2 separate regions of the Homo sapiens genome follow, and region 1 is linked to region 2. A link is a loop called in an ENCODE intact Hi-C map of the cell type or tissue named here. Cell type or tissue: HCT116. All regions are shown on one strand. Each heading gives the region's core, and the rest is flanking DNA. Links, peaks and the distances in the headings are about the cores only.

Evidence for each region. Hi-C counts contacts between places; a loop is a spot of excess contacts. Peaks named below come from ENCODE experiments on the same cell type or tissue, not always from the same donor. Only the 100,000 strongest peaks of a DNase experiment are listed, where the experiment ranks them.
Region 1: it touches region 2 in a loop (6-fold over the local background); 19 of 110 quality-filtered maps call a loop at or near these places.

The regions. Positions count from the first base shown.
Region 1 is chr3:125,582,659-125,590,991 of GRCh38, reverse strand. It overlaps OSBPL11 (oxysterol binding protein like 11), which reads left to right. Exons shown (of 13, transcript NM_022776.5): 2 at 8,014-8,082. Among named protein-coding and RNA genes, the nearest start is that of OSBPL11, 8.7 kb to the left of the region's middle. In HCT116, for the core only: CTCF peaks have their summits at 5,168 (motif pointing right) and 8,079 (motif pointing right); DNase peaks (open chromatin) are centred at 5,201 and 8,081.
Region 2 is chr3:124,757,267-124,765,599 of GRCh38, reverse strand. ITGB5 (integrin subunit beta 5) reads left to right here. Exons shown (of 15, transcript NM_002213.5): 14 at 1,043-1,209; 15 at 1,882-3,652. The coding sequence ends at 1,977. Among named protein-coding and RNA genes, the nearest start is that of MIR544B, 29 kb to the right of the region's middle. RefSeq lists enhancers at 4,024-4,318, 4,855-5,444, 5,445-6,034, 7,585-8,333. In HCT116, for the core only: a CTCF peak has its summit at 4,179 (motif pointing left); a DNase peak (open chromatin) is centred at 4,149; H3K4me3 peaks cover 402 bases.

The DNA.
Region 1 (8,333 bases), core at 326-8,325, 830 kb before region 2:
GAAGAAAACCTAAGTCTAAATGACAATATAGACTTAGGCAATATAGTACATGAAGTTATATATTGCATGTAGCTAAGGTTACATAGCTAGTAAGTGGGAGAACTTTTATTTCTAGATAGATATTTACATAGAGGTATTAAAAGTAGATAAACTCTCTAAAAGGAATGAATAATTATTGATAATAACTAGTTTGGTACATGGTTGGTTTTATGGTTTACTCATGTTCTAACTTATGTAGCAAATATTTTTGAGTCTCTACTATGTCTGAAGCACTCTTTTATTAATGCCAAATTAATGTGCACACCCAAAACAACGAAAGAATGAATTCTAAGGCTTATTTTAGGAGGATCATCAAAATAATCAGGAAAAGGAAGGGCATCAGTGGCATTTACAAAACAATCTCATGATGACCTTTTGAAAAAAAAAATTTTTTTTTTGAGACAGAGTCTGGTCCTCTTGTGCAGGCTGGAGTGCGGTGGCAGATCTTAGCTCACTGCAACCTCTGCCTCCCAGGTTCAAGTCCAAGCGATTCTCCTGCCTCAGCTTCCCAAGTAGCTGGGACCACAGGCACTTGCCACCACACCCGGCTGATTTTTGTATTTTTAGTAGAGATGAGGTTTCACCATGTTGGCCAGGCTGGTCTCAAACTCCTGACCTCAAGTGATCCACCCACTTCGGCCTCCTGAAGTACTAGGATTACAGGCGTGAGCCACCGTGCCTGGCCCTTTTGAAAAATTAAACTTAAGAACTTAATTTATTAGATTAGCCTTGTATTTTCTTGTTTCCAGAGTAATTTATATTCATATGATGTGAGCTTTCTTTACCATTTACAGAGAAGATAGATTTCCCAGTTCTGGGTCTTTCCTTCCTTTTTCATAGTGAATATTCACACTTTATAAAATATGCATGTTTTCATTATTTTTGTATTCTTCATGTCAGCTTGTAGAGAAATTCACAAATCTGCAAATATGCCACCTGCTTATTAAAATGGGCAGAAGAGAACTATTCAAAAGAGGAACTGAAAGACAAACCAGGGTGTTTGATGGCCTGCTTTTTTTTAAAATTTTGAGCTCCTCACTGGCTAATCATATTAACAGATAAATCTATTTTCCTCATTAGCAAACAGCTATACTTTTCAGTAAATGTGTAAAAGTCTGCAAATGTGTAGTATAGAAATAATTTTTGTGGTCAGACCACAATAATTTTGTGGTTTCTTCCACTGTCAATACTATTATAAGGAAAAGTGCCTGTTCGCGGATGGGAAAATGAGATTGGCCTAAATATAAATGAATGTTCATGGTCTTAGAGGTTTTACCTCTTCTTCTGAGTTGATTTGAAGAAAAAGTCATAAATGTCTGCTTTTTTTTTTTTTTTCCTCTGCAGGGGTTAAAGGAAAATTGATACATATTTCTACACTCTAGTTTTTGTTTTCTGTATCTGACATCTGCTATAGATGCTGGTAAAAACAAGAGAAAGATAATTGTAGGCATGTAACTGGAAACTATAAAATATTATTCCAAAATCTAGTTAAAAATATACCAAGTCTTGAGGAGCAAGAGTTGGTTTATTAATAATGTGCTGTGATTTCTTAGTTTCCTTACATTTTTGCACTACATATCTTTTCTGTTTTGTTTTTTTTTTTTTTTTTTGAGATGGAGTTTCACTCTTGTTGCCCAGGCTAGAGCACAATGGTGCAATCTTGGCTCACCACAACCTCTGCCTCCTGGGTTCAAGCGATTCTTGTGCCTCAGTCTCCCGAGTAGCTGGGTACAGGCAGGTGCCACCCGGCTAATTCTTATATTTTTGGTAGAGACGGGGTTCCACCATGTTGGCCAGGCTGATTTCGAACTCCTGACCTCAGGCGATCTGCCTGCCTAGGCCTCTTAAAGTACTGGGATTACAGGCGTGAGCCACCGCACCCGGCTTTGTCTACATTTCTAATCATTTGTCATAGATGGGATACCTAAAAGTGAAATTCTAGGGCCAAAGAGTGCTAACATTTTTAAGACTCTTGGCAGGAGGGAGGACCCCTCTCTTGACTTTATACTTTTTGTCATAGATTAAAATACAGTTAGACTTTATTTTGTTTGCGATTTTGAGTATACAGTCTGCGAGTTGAATTTTTTGGGGAGGAGGTGGGCAGGTTACTGAGAATTGCCTCATGGCTTCATAGAAAAATTCTGTTTCTTTCTTCCCATTGCTTAATTCATTCAGCAAATAAACATTATATCCCAGGCTACACACTAGCTGTTGCGAGGAATATCTCTTAATGTCATTAGCCTTTTCCTCAGCTAAGCAAGCCACTCCCCGCTTCATGCTATTTCTTATCCAGAGAATGGACCAAAGTGCTAAGCCTTTTGGGAGGATACTTTTTGCCTAGTTGAAAGTATGGATTTTGACATGTGACTTGCCTGGTACCTCATATTTACTGACTACAACTTGGATTCCTGCCTGTAGTTAAATACCTTAAGGTATCGCTATTTGGCTTTTCCAGGAAAATAGAACCAATAGGTAGATATATATAGAGAGAGATTATGAGGAATTGGCTCATATGACTGTGGAGCCTGAGAAATCCCATAGCTCAGTTGTCTACAAGCTGGAGAACCTCTTGACATTATCGTCAACCTCTGATGTTACTTCCAGCTGACTGCCCTCATCATTCCATTAAACTGTTATCTCTGGGTTTTAAGTCTAATGAGTCTTCTCAGTCTTTGTCATATCTTACTTTATCAGTAGCACTGAACTTCTCTTTTTTTTTTTTTTTTTTTTTGAGACAGGGTCTTACTCTGACGCCCAGCCTGGAGTACAGTGGCAGGATCTTGGCTCAGTGAAACCTCCGCCTCCCAGTTTCAAGCAATTCTCCTGCCTCAGCCTCCCAAGTAGCTGGGACTACAGGCATGCACCACCACGCCCAGCTAATTTTTGTATTTTTAGTAGAGATAGGGTTTTACCATGTTGGCTAGGCTGGTTTTGAACTCCTGACCTCAAGTGATCCACCCACCTCAGCCTCCCAAAGTGCTGGGATTATAGGCATGAGCCACTGTGCCTGGCCTGAGACAGAGTCTTGCTCTGTTTCCCAGGCTGGAGTGCAATGGCACGATTGCAGCTCCCTGCAGCCTCCACTTCCTGGGCTCAAGCAATCCTCCCATCTCAGTGTCCTGAGTAGCTGGGATTACAGGTGTGTGCCACCCTGCCTGGCTAATTTTTAATTTTTTTTGTAGAGACAGGATCTCACTGTGATGCCCAGGCTGGTCTCAAACTCCTGGCTCAAGTGATCCTCCCAAAGTGCTGGGATTACAGGTGTGAGTGAAGGCACCTGCCCACTGAATATTCTTGACCACAGACTTATCTTGAAACACTTTCTCTGGTTTCTGTCTTTCCATACTCCTAGTTTTCTTCCCACTACTCAGTTGTTCCTGATTTCTTCTCTGTATTCCCCTTGCCCTTAAAACTTTTCCTTAGAGATCTCTCTTAGACCCTGCCCATCTCTTGCCATTTCGTAATACTTCCTGAGTGACCTTATTTACTGCTGTAACTTCAAATACCAGTTATATGCTTATATGCTGATGACTACCAAGCCCTAATCATGCTGCCTTACTGGATATCTCCCTGTATAGTCCTGCAGGTTCATTAAATTTAACATCTTAAGTTGGAACAAATCCAAAATTTCTCTGCGATCCCTATCTCAGTGAAGGCATTAGTTATCCACCCAGTTGTTCCAGCTGGAAATCTGAGTGTTGCTCTTGTCCTTTCTCTCTCACTTTCATTCTTTCTGTCTCACTTCACATCTAATCAGTCATCAAATCTAGTCATTTCAGCCTTCTCACTCACTACTGAATCCTCTGTATTTGTTTAATGCCTTTTTTATTTGTATGGCAGCTGCAAATGTAGTCCCATTGTGTGTCTTTTCCAGTAGCAGGAACCCATGTTACTGCCTTTTTCTTCAAGGAGATATATTTCTCTTAGATTAGATTATAGATTTGAGATGGAGAGTTATTAGTTATTGCCTTTTTGATTTTCTTATGCTTTTCAATGGTTTTTCAGAGTGCTGTGCTTTAGTAGGTATTGAGTAATTGTTTTGAGTTGAAAGGATTTGAAACTGTTTAAAAGGTAGCTTAATTTTAAAAACTTTTATCTATCTTAAGTCTGATAAAGAAAGGTTGAGAAATAAGTATATTGCCGGGCACGGTGGCTCACGCCTATAATCCCAGCACTTTGGGAAGCCGAGGCAGGCGGATCACGAGGTCAGGAGTTCGAGACCAGCCTGACCAACATGATGAAACCCCGTCTCTACTACAAATAGAAAAAGTAGCCAGGCATGGTGGCACACACGCACCTGTACTCCCAGCTACTCGGGAGGCTGAGGCAGGAGAATCACTTGAACACAGCAGGCGGAGGTTGTAGTGAGCCAAGATTGCACCACTGCTCTCCAGCCTGGGTGACAGAGCGAGACTCCATCTCAAAAAAAAAAAAAAGAAATATGTATGTTATAGTAATGGAGATTAAAGAATTGAAGCAGTTATTTTTAAGATATTTAAGAGAAAATGAGTATCAAACTAAACACAATATAATAAAGCCACTTAGCACAGTTTAATCAGTTATTTTTATAGACTATCAGCTTCCACTACTAATCCCAATTAAATGTTAACAAGTTTAAAAGATTAGAAATATACCCAGTTTCTTGAGCAGTGAAGTTTTTGGAGGACTGAAGAAGAAATTAACTTTATCATAGCTTATTTTTTAGTGTATTAGTCTGTTTTGGACCATCACTTCTATTTTATAGAACACAAAATAGTATAATATAATCAGATATGTGGTATGTTCCCACTTCAGTAGCTAGATTTTATTAATATTAACAGACACACATTAAAAATATTCTATAAAAATTTGCACATTTTATTTTATTTACTGTTTTTAGAGATGGGGTGGGTCTCCCTATGTTGCCCAGGCTGGTCTCAAACTCCTGGACTCAAGGAATTGTCCCACCTTGGCCTCCCAAAGTGTTGAGATTACAGGCATGAGGCACTACACCAGGCCCTGAAAATTCACACATTTTAGATAGGAATAAAGCATGAGAGTTAGAGATACTGTGTAGTAACTCAATTATAAGACAGTAGAAGAAAAGAAAGTGTGAATCAGATGTTCAGTCACAGAGCACTTTTTATGCTGACCACCAGATGGCACAGTTGTTCCACACCAGCTGGTTGCCTTCGATAGTGGCTATTTCTTGGGATACATGGAAAAGGGGAAGAATGAGGGAGGGACATTGCAACCAGCTGTTCCAAAGAATAGGATGTTTTCAAGTTGGTTCTTTGTAACCTGGAGACAGCTGTTTTATATAATAAAAATAAGCCAGCAGTTTACTTACTTGAATTTCTGCCTCTTTTGAAACTAACTTTATGCTACTACCAAATAAACCATGTCAATATCCTTATAGTTTTGTTTTTTTTTTTTTCAGAAAGCTAACTCTTTAGATATATGAATCAGCAAAATATTAATAACATTAGAAAATTAAACAGAACATTACTATGATGTGAAATATGAAGATACACTTAGAGCCAGGTACAGTGGCTCATACCTATAATCCCAGCACTTTGGGAGGCTGAGGCAGGCTGATCACTTGAGGCTAGGAGTTTGAGACCAGCCTGGCCAACCCATCTTTACGAAACTCCATCTCTACTAAAAATACAAAAATTAGGTGGGCATGGTAGCAGGTGCCTGTAGTCCCAGCTACTTGGCAGGCAGAGGCAGAAAAATCGCATGAGCCCCAGAGGCGAAGGTTGCAGTGAGCTGAGATCACACCACTGCACTCCAGCCTAGGCAAAAGAGCGAGACTCTGTCGCAATTAAAAATAAAAAAAAGAGATACACGTGGGATCTTTTTAGCGATTGATGTTACTGAAATTGTACACTTTAAAAAATTTGTGGCTCATGCCTGTAATCCCAACACTTTAGGAAGCCAAAGTGGAAAGATCGCTTGAGCCCAGGAGTTTGAGAGCAGCCTGGGCAACATAGTGAGACCCCCCCATCCCCACAAAAATAATTAAAAATTAACTGGGCATGGTTGTACGTTCCTGTAGTTGCAGCTACTCAGATGCTGAGGTAGGAGGGTCACTTGAGCTGTTAAATGAGTGATATAGATAATTAGATATGACCAAAATGGGGAGTACCTTCAGTAATATGAGAGTAGTGACTAAATAAAGATGATGTATTTTGTTTATTGCTTTGAAATAAAAATTTTGTTTTTCTCAGGTATAGGTAAGTATATATAAGGTTTTAAGAAGGTTTTGCCCCATAGTTCACATACATTTGAAGAATACATACAGTCTTAAAGCCAGAGGAATTGAACTGTAACTCAGTTGTGATATTTTTTATTACATGCTAATGGCTATGACTTGACATTTATGTAGTAATGAAAGCTTGGTGTAGAGAACCTAGATTAAAGAGTAGTTCCCAAAATGGCGAATTATGAAATATCTTGGCACTTTGAGAAAATATTTAGGTTGTATACTACCTCAAACCTCTTATGGATTGATGCAGAATGTAAGCAAATATTCAGATTATGGAGCAACTGGACAGAATGGAGAAAGAGTAAGTTTTTCTGTTTTTTTATTTTTGTTTTTGTTTATGATGGAGTCTCACTCTGCCACCCGGGTTGGAGTGCAGTGGTGCAGTCTCGGCTCACTGTAACCTCTGCCTCCTGGGTTCAAGCGATTCTCCTGCCTCAGCCTCACAAGTAGCTGGGATTACAGGCACGTGCCACCACACCTGGCTAATTTTTTGTATTTTTTGTTGAGATGGGGTTTCACCATGTTGGCCAGGCTGGTCTCGAACTCCTGACCTTAGGTGATCCACCTGCCCCGGCCTCCAAAAGTGCTGGGATTACAGGCGTGAGCTGCCATGCCCGGCCAAGAATAAGTTTTTCGGGAAGCTGAGCTGTGTACTAAGTACCTAAAACAGAGGAGGAGCTCTTTAGGGAATTTTTTTGAGACAGAGTCTGGGGCATTGGGTTTTCTATGGCCTCAAAGAGCTGCTTAAGCCTGAAGCCTGGGGAAGATAGGGGAGCCAAACAAAAAATATAGCTCTCTGCTTTTCTAAGCAATGTATCTCAAAATAACTGAAATAAACAACTTGATTGCGACCTGGGCCGGAAGTATAAGAACTCTAGCAGAAACCCAAGTGGCTGTATTTCTACAGAAGAATTCTTTCCTCTAGTTGTGGGCTTTATTTATTATTCTTATTTATTTATTTTACGTATTTAATAAAGAGAGACAGTGTCTCATTATGTTGCCCAGTCTGGTTTCAAACTCCTGGGCTCAAGTGATCCCCCTATCTTGATCTCCCAAAGTGTTGGGATTACATGTGTGAGCCACTGCACTCAGCCCTTTTTTTTTTTTTTTTTTTTTTTTTTGGAGACGGAGTCTCACTCTGTTGCCCAGGCTGGAGTGCAGTGGTGAGATCTCAGCTCATTGCAGCCTCCACCTCCTGGGTTCAAGTGATTCTCCTGCCTCAGCCTCCCAAGTAGCTGGGACTACAGGCACACACCACCACGCCCGATGAATTTTTGTATTTTTAGTAGAGATGGGTTTTCGCCATGTTGACCAGGCTGGTCTTGAACTCCTGACCTCAAGTGATCCTCCTGCCTTGGCCTCCCAAAGTGCTGGGATTACAGGTTCGAGCCACTGTGCCCGGCCATCCCACTTATAATACTTATAGTATATTTGTTTTATGTTTATGTAATTTTATATTTGTATAATGATTTTACATTTGGAATATTTATAATAATATATAATTTATGAGGTATTGTACTTGTTTTGAGGAAATTGATGAAGTCCTATAGATATGAAATTTGGGAGATTAAATGCCTCTGTTGACCTATACATTTTACTTCTCAATAAAATTTGAGGCATTTATAGAGCATATATGTATCTGCAGCTATTTTGAAAATTGTACCATTATCCTCCTGGGATTTCTTCTAATTTTTACTAACTTTGGCTTTTTCATTTTGAAATAGTGATCACATGGAAAATGTGTATGGCTATTTAATGAAGTATACCAACCTTGTCACTGGGTGGCAGTACAGGTAAGTGTGATTATTTGTGTCACATCAGTCTCTCCTAAGAGAGCAGGAATAGGGCCCAATAATTTTATATTTTGATATTACTTTAGACAGACATGGCTGGGAAACCTTTTAGAGAAGGATTTCCCACAGCTTCTAAAAGTTTGGTGACTTCTTCTTAGAGGGTGGGAAAAGTTGACATCTGTCCAAGTAGCAGCCTCTAAATGCCTCAGATGTTACTATTAAATGAGGATTAGAATCACTTGTTACCTGGC
Region 2 (8,333 bases), core at 196-8,195:
TCTTGGAGGAGCACAGACGTGAAAGTAACCACAGAACATACCTACCCTGCACAGCCAAAGGCAGCAAGGAGCTGCTGTGTTCTGCAGGGAGGGTGCAGGGCATCTAGACCACCAGGGCTGGGCAGGGTATCACTCAAGTCAGGGAGCATCCAGCTCCACACACAGCCTGGGCGGGGCCACTGCTGCTTCCCAGCATGGATTCCAAGGACAACGGAGCACTGGGTTCAACATTCCTGCTGCTCCCATGCTCAGCTCCCAGCACCACTGAAGAGGTCAAGCTTTAATCCAAATACCAACATTCTGCCTCTGCTTGGACCCAGGGACCAATAGCCTTTGCCTTGGAGTAACTGGAATATCTGATATCACCCCTTACATTCTTCTTGGGGGTAGGGAGGCAGGGGTGGAGCAGAAAAAGATTTGCTCTCTTCAATCGACAGCACTGCAAACTATTTTTCCAAATTGAGCCCAACCACATAATGTGCCTTCCTGAGGCCAGAGGCAGAGAGAAGTGTGGTACCAGCCTAGGATGCACGCCTGTAAGAATGAGGCTTTGTTTCCAATGCTGTGTCTGAGGTTCTTTGAAAACAAGCACATTTACTCCAAGGGACACCACGCTAAAGGCTTACAAATGTTGGCCCCCAGCCCAGACCTTGTGGAAGTGGCTTCATGTGGCTTCATGGTACCTCCTGCCTGCCCAGTCTGCTCCTGAAACCATGTACACGAAAGCTGAGCGGGTCCAGCATCCTGCAATGGAGACTGGGCCAGGCGGGATGTGGGTGCTGCCCATGAGGGGAAAGGCAGCCCTGCCCCAGGGCCCTCATCTAGACTTTGCCACACTTGCTGTGTGACTTTAGAACAGTCACTGTCCCTTTTGAATCTTTCATTTTTTGTACATTGGGGAAACCCTCCTGAGGATCTAAGGGAGAGCCGAGGAGAAGGCCTTTGGAAGGGGTGCAACTTTCATCTCAGAAATGCCTGCAGTTGCGTGAGAGGGGCATGGTGATGCTAGTGGCTTTGCTTACCATGCTTCTGGTCCCCCCAGAGTGTGGAAACACCCCCAACGCCATGACCATCCTCCTGGCTGTGGTCGGTAGCATCCTCCTTGTTGGGCTTGCACTCCTGGCTATCTGGAAGCTGCTTGTCACCATCCACGACCGGAGGGAGTTTGCAAAGTTTCAGAGCGAGCGATCCAGGGCCCGCTATGAAATGGTAAGCACGTGGGAAATGGGAAGCAGAGGAGACTTCAAGCTCAGAGGCGTGGTTGAGTTCAGCGGTATGTTAGCAATAGAGGCTCACTAATGTCTTTGGCATTAAAAACAAAAGAATCAACACCAGAAACGCTGTGCCCAGTTCTGGAGAGAGAGAATTGCACAGCCCCAGTGCAGAGTGAGCTGCACAGATCCCTGTTCCAGACCCAGGTCAGGAAGGTCATGGGGGCAGAGGCGCTGGGCGTGCCTCAGGAAGAGTCTGACCAGTCTCAGAGAGAGCACAGACCAACAGGAAAGCTCAGATTCTTATGGTCCATTACAACACTCACACCTGCAGTCTGGTCACCCCAGGCAGACTGCAAATGCCCAGAGGACTGAGCGCAGTCAGTTTCTGCTGAACCTGGGCTTGGTTTCTGTTAAAGCTGGAAGGGACTTCAGAGACCTTCTGACCCAACTCCTCCTTCCAGAGGTGGATAGTGAAAGCTTAGAGAAGGCGATGGCTTTCCTGGGGAACACAGAGCTGTCCTAGAGCCCACGGCCGTCTCCTCCTGAGTGCTCTGCCTGCTGCTGTCGCAGGGGGCTGACCTGGGAAGGGATCCTAGGGCCTGCGTCTGTCGGTTTGAGTGTGTGAGCTAACATGTGTCCTCATCCTCTTCCCCGCCGTGTTCTGTAGGCTTCAAATCCATTATACAGAAAGCCTATCTCCACGCACACTGTGGACTTCACCTTCAACAAGTTCAACAAATCCTACAATGGCACTGTGGACTGATGTTTCCTTCTCCGAGGGGCTGGAGCGGGGATCTGATGAAAAGGTCAGACTGAAACGCCTTGCACGGCTGCTCGGCTTGATCACAGCTCCCTAGGTAGGCACCACAGAGAAGACCTTCTAGTGAGCCTGGGCCAGGAGCCCACAGTGCCTGTACAGGAAGGTGCCTGGCCATGTCACCTGGCTGCTAGGCCAGAGCCATGCCAGGCTGCGTCCCTCCGAGCTTGGGATAAAGCAAGGGGACCTTGGCGCTCTCAGCTTTCCCTGCCACATCCAGCTTGTTGTCCCAATGAAATACTGAGATGCTGGGCTGTCTCTCCCTTCCAGGAATGCTGGGCCCCCAGCCTGGCCAGACAAGAAGACTGTCAGGAAGGGTCGGAGTCTGTAAAACCAGCATACAGTTTGGCTTTTTTCACATTGATCATTTTTATATGAAATAAAAAGATCCTGCATTTATGGTGTAGTTCTGAGTCCTGAGACTTTTCTGCGTGATGGCTATGCCTTGCACACAGGTGTTGGTGATGGGGCTGTTGAGATGCCTGTTGAAGGTACATCGTTTGCAAATGTCAGTTTCCTCTCCTGTCCGTGTTTGTTTAGTACTTTTATAATGAAAAGAAACAAGATTGTTTGGGATTGGAAGTAAAGATTAAAACCAAAAGAATTTGTGTTTGTCTGATACTCTCTGTGTGTTTCTTTCTTTCTGAGCGGACTTAAAATGGTGCCCCCAGTGGGGATTGAAGCGGCCGTGTACTTCCTCAGGGATGGGACACAGGCTGGTCTGATACTCCAGACTGCAGCTTGTCAAGTAAGCATGAGGTGCTCGGGGCAGTGAGGGCTGTGCAAGGGGGAACACTGAGCAGATACCTTTGGCCCCTTCCAGCTTTTACTGACAGAGAGTTCCAGGCTAGACACCATAAAAACCACCCCTTGTTCTGAGGGGCTGAGGCTGGAAATAGATTGTACAGACAAGCAAGGGTTGAGTGGTGGTTCCCACACGAAGTCATCTCTTAATCATCATTAGCAATAGCAGTTCCCTTCCAAGGCCTCCCCTCACTCCCGAAACACTTACGTCCCATGCAGGCCCAATGCAAAAAAACACATTTGAGCTTTTTTCCCGCAGGGCCATGAAGTCCCCTTAAGTTCCCATATCTAAGATGGTTGACTGACCCTCTCCCCTTATGTACAGAAGAGGAAACTGATTCTCAGAGAGGGGAAGTGGCTTGCCCGAGTGTTTGTTAGGAGGTTACTGAATGACAAACTGTTCCTAAGACCCCATCTCATGCTGGCCAGAGGGCCAGCCTCCTCATTCCTGCTTGCTCTTAGAAAATCTTTCACTGATCATTTTTTGTCACTGGAATAACTTCAAGGTTATTATGCTTTCATTCCAAATGGATCTGTCCTCAGCTCTGGACCCAATTCCCCTTACTTCATTTTGGCAAACACTAAGTCAAATAGTGAAATGCCTGTCACTACATAGAACCTATTACCTGGGGCAAATACGAACAGATTGAGTTTCCTTCATCTTGTGTAAATATGATGAAACAGAGACCTGGTAACTTGGTGACACTGTTAAACCCTTTTTGGGATAAAGCCAAATGTAAATGAAAACATTAAACAGATAAATTGTGGTGTTGAGACTTTTCTGAATTGAGAAAAATAAATGTAATTTTGGAAGAAACTTTGGGTTTCTCTCATGTTTAATTTTGGGTTTCCTGGAGACAAATCATTAACTGGCTCAGAATCTCATTTTCTCTAAGGGCACGACATTCTTTTTTTTTTTTTTTAAGAGAGGATCTCACTGGGTCACTCAGGCTGGAGTGCAGAGGTGCAATCTCAGTTCTCTGCAGCCTCAATCTCCTGGTCTCCCGTGATCCTCCCAACTCAGCCTCCTAAGTAGCTGGGACTACAGGTGTGCACCATCACACCCAGATAATACTTTATTTTTTGCAGAGACAAGGTCTCACTATGTTGCCCAGGCTGGTTGGTCTACAACTCCCAAGCTCAAGCGATCCTCCCACCTTGGCCTCCCAAAGTGTTAGGATTACATACGTCAGCCACCGCGCCTGGCCTGGGCACAACATTCTTGAGCCACAGATAGCAAAGGAGGATTTGTTCTAGTTCCACTTGACGTGGAAAGTGAGGGTGTTTTCGTCTGACGCCGAGGGATGTTACGGAACCAGTGCTCACGGTGCCTTGCTGCCCCCTGCTGGAAGCTCTTGGCATGAGCTGTTTGGAGATCTGACTCCCGAGATTCCGACCCAATGTATAATTTTAAAGGTTATCCAGCGAGCTGCAAGTGACCACAAAGATAATCTATTCCAAACGCTTCATTTCACAACCCACCCCCAGATGGGTCATTTTGTAATTTTAAGATATTTTTATCAAAATGGGCCTTTGGCCGAGCATGGTGTCTCACGCCTGTAATCTCAACACTTTGGGAGACCAAGGTGGGAGGATTGCCAAAGCCCAGGAGTTCGAGACCAGCCTGGGCAACACAATGAGACCCTGGCTCTACAAAAAAGAAAAAAAAAAAACCAGGGAATTCTCATTCAGCTTGATTGACTAGTACTTTATTAAACTAACCAATCGCTACCTCTTCCAGGGAAGAAATGTGATTTTTAAATTTGTTTAATTAGGATCAAAGCTTGAGGTGATTATCATGAAACTCTTGGGATGAATTTCAGGTAAGAGCAAACAGATGGGGAAAAACGGGCAGGGAGGACAGAAGGTCCTTCTCTGCTGGAGTATGCCCTTTAGCTCCTCCCTCTCCCTGGAGGACATCCAATACCATGGTTCCTACTTGCTTCTGAGGACATCCTTGTATACTCAGCTGTTATGGAATGGATTGTGTCCCTGCAAAAATGCATTTGTTGTAAGCCCTAAAGCCCCAAAGTGATAGCATTTGGAGATGATGGAGCCTTTAAAGAATGAATTGCGATTAAATGAGGTCATAGGGTGGCACCCTAACTCAATGCAGCTGGTGTCTTTATAAGACCAGGTAGAGACCCCAGGGCTGCAGAGAGGAAAAGCTGTGTGAAGACACAGTGAGAAGGTGGCTGCCTGCAAGCCAACAGGAGAGGCCTTAGGGGAAACCATTTTTGCTGACACTTGATCAACTTCCACAGCCTCCAAAACTATGAGAAAGTTAGTTGTTGAAACCACCCAGTCTGTGATATTTTGTTACGGCAGCCTGAGCAGACTAATACAGCTAGTAACAAGCTTTGAGACTGGCAGAGAGGAGGCGGGGAGAAGTAAAAGACGCAAAGGCAGTGACAGTGACAGTGCTGGGATGAGGCTCCGGAAGAGGTGTTGCGCCTGTGGGGTGTGAGGTGCCTGAGGAAGCTGGGGGTTTGTCCAGTGGGCACTGGAAATGCAGACAGGGCATGGCATGTGAACATGCCTGGAGCTGGGTCACTGCCTGCATGGAGGCTGTGAGCACTCAGACAGCTGTGGCCTGGCTGCGACTCAGCGTTGGGGCTCCGAGGTCCTGGCTGCGACTCAGCGTTGGGGCTCCTCTGGAGGTCCCCCAGCTGAGAAGGCCTAGTTAGGTCTCTCCCACCCGGCATCCTGTTCTCCCCCAGCTCTGGGGCTCCAGACTTCATAGTCAGGACCCAGCTCCTACTCAGGCCTTCAGACCCTCCAGGGGTGCAAACATAAGAGCTGGAGGGAGAAGAATAGGAGAGACAGCTGTGAGGGGGCTGCGCCTGAGGAACAGTTCTTCTCAGCCCCCAGAGGCCCTGCCTGCTCAGTTGCTGCTTTGGGAGGGACCCATGGGAAGGAGGGAAAGACAGTCGCTGCCTGGCCAGCCCCCCATCTGCGAGAGCCACCTCCAAGACGGGTTGGGTGATGTGTCAGTGAGAAGGCCTTCATATCCAATTTCTTTCTCTTGGATGTGAATGTCAGGAAGTCCATCTCTCCCCATGACTGATGCTTCCTTCTGTCATACAATGGGGCCTGTATAATAGGTTTGGTATCTTGATGGTTAGGAAGCTGGGAACTGAATGCATTTAGTGGACCAGAGACTGTTCATAACATGGGGACAAGAGAAAAAGAGGCTCGGGTTCTTAGTGCCACCCCTTTTCCTCTCAACCCAACCCCACTGCCCCCTCCATTAACAACCCCCATCCTCTTCCTACCTTCCCCCTCCACACGTCCTGATCCTTCTGATAGATACCCAGCTGCATAACGTCTTCACTTTAAGATGCCTCGAATTCTTGGTGGAAAAAGGCAAGCTCTAAACAGCAAGGGGCAACCCATCAGGGGCAGCCACCTCACTGACCTGCTACAGTAGGAGTTCCTGACCCTTTTGGGTCATGGGCTGCTTTGACATTCTGGTGAATGCTACAGACACCCTTGTTAGAACAATGCCTATAAATGTGTAACAAAGAAGATGCTAAAAAGTCCAATCCTATTTCTCAGGGTTATCATCTCAGTTTGATTTCAAAAACACCCTCCCTGGAAGACACATCATTGAAAGCTTCATTGGTCCCACCCACATAGAATATCAGATCCCTGTGACTGAAAGCAAACTCCTCATTTGATCCTCACAACTACCCCACAAATACCACATTCAGGGAAGGTATTTCCCCATTTTACAAAAGGGGAGATTGAGAACAGTCACACCTTGAGTGACAGTTGGTGAGACCCAAGCTCAAGAATCCCTTCTCTAGAGTCCTCTGCCCTGCACCTGCTCCTGGAAGAAGTCTGTCTCTTCTTATCCCAGAATTCTGCCGCATGATTGGGGAGTCATCTGAGTCTCTGTCTTGGGGGCATACATCTCTACTGAAATAAAGTGAAGTGCTCTAAGAGCAGACTGATACATTATAAAATGTCTCTCCTTCCTCCTTGAATCTTTCTCTTTTGTCCTCATCACATGAGCAGTCTCTGGTACACACATGTGGAGGCCAAGGCAACTCCATCTTGGAAGTGAATCTGCCATGTTGACTTCTGATTAATTCCTGTTCTGGAAAGCTCTCTAAGATTTCCAGTTTATCTATTGTTCCTTGTGTAAGAGTAGGTACTAACTAAACAACCTTGATGTTATTGTATTTACCACAAGTTCTGCCCTTAAGCCATTGTCCTACACACCCCTTCTTTTCACATCCATCTCTTCCCTGTGGTCTGTAGCCCTAGGTTTAGGGGATAATGGTTCAGGGATCCAACAACTTGTCTCACCACTGCCCAAGAGACAGACATAGCTTCTGTTCTTAAGTCCCTATTAAATATTTCTTTCTGAGAAACTGGGTTTGTCAGGCTCTCTCTTTGACTTCTCAGCTTCCTCAGACTTTGAGGGGTAGGTGTGCACAGGCCTGCCAATGCAGAACAACACACGTTAACAAAAACCCCAGGAACTGTTCTATTTTTTTAAATGAAGGAAGATGACAACTGACACAAATGTCATGTTTCCTCGCACAGAAGTTCAATCCTTCAAAGACTCCTTTCTGTCAGGCCTCTGAGCCCAAGCCAAGCCATCGCATCCCCTTGTGACTTGCACGTATACGCCCAGATGGCCTGAAGTAACTGAAGAATCACAAAAGAAGTGAAAAGGCCCTGCCCCGCCTTAACTGATGACATTCCACCATTGTAATTTGTTCCTGCCCCATCTTAACTGAGTGATTAACCCTGTGAATTTCCTTCTCCTGGCTCAGAAGCTCCCCTACTGAGCACCTTGTGAACCCCGCCCCTGCCCACCAGAGAACAACCCCCTTTGACTGTAATTTTCCATTACCTTCCCAAATCCTATAAAACGGCCGCATCTCCCTTCGCTGACTCTCTTTTCGGACTCAGCCCGCCTGCACCCAAGTGAAATAAACAGCCATGTTGCTCACACAAAGCCTGTCTGGTTGTCTCTTCACATGGACTCGAGTGAAATTTGGTGCCGTGACTCGGATCGGGGGACCTCCCTTGGGAGATCAATCCCCTGTCCTCCTGTTCTTTGCTCCGTGAAAAAGATCCACCTACGACCTCAGGTCCTCAGACCGACCAGCCCAGGAAACATCTCACCAATTTCAAATCCGCTAAGCGGCCACTTTTTACTCTCTCCTCCAACCTCCCTCACTATCCCTCAACCTCTTTCTCCTTTCAATCTTGGCGGCACACTTCAATCTCTCCCTTCTCTTAATTTCAATTCCTTTCATTTTCTGGTAGAGACAAAGGAGACAGGTTTTATCCGTGGACCCAAAACTCCGGCACCGGTCATGGACTGGGAAGGCAGCCTTCCCTTGGTGTTTAATCACTGCAGGGACGCTCTCTGATTATACACTCACGTTTCAAGTGTGTCAGACCACGCAGGGACGCCTGCCTTGGTCCTTCACCCTTAGTGGCAAGTCCCGCTTTTCTGGGGCAGGGGCAAGTACCCC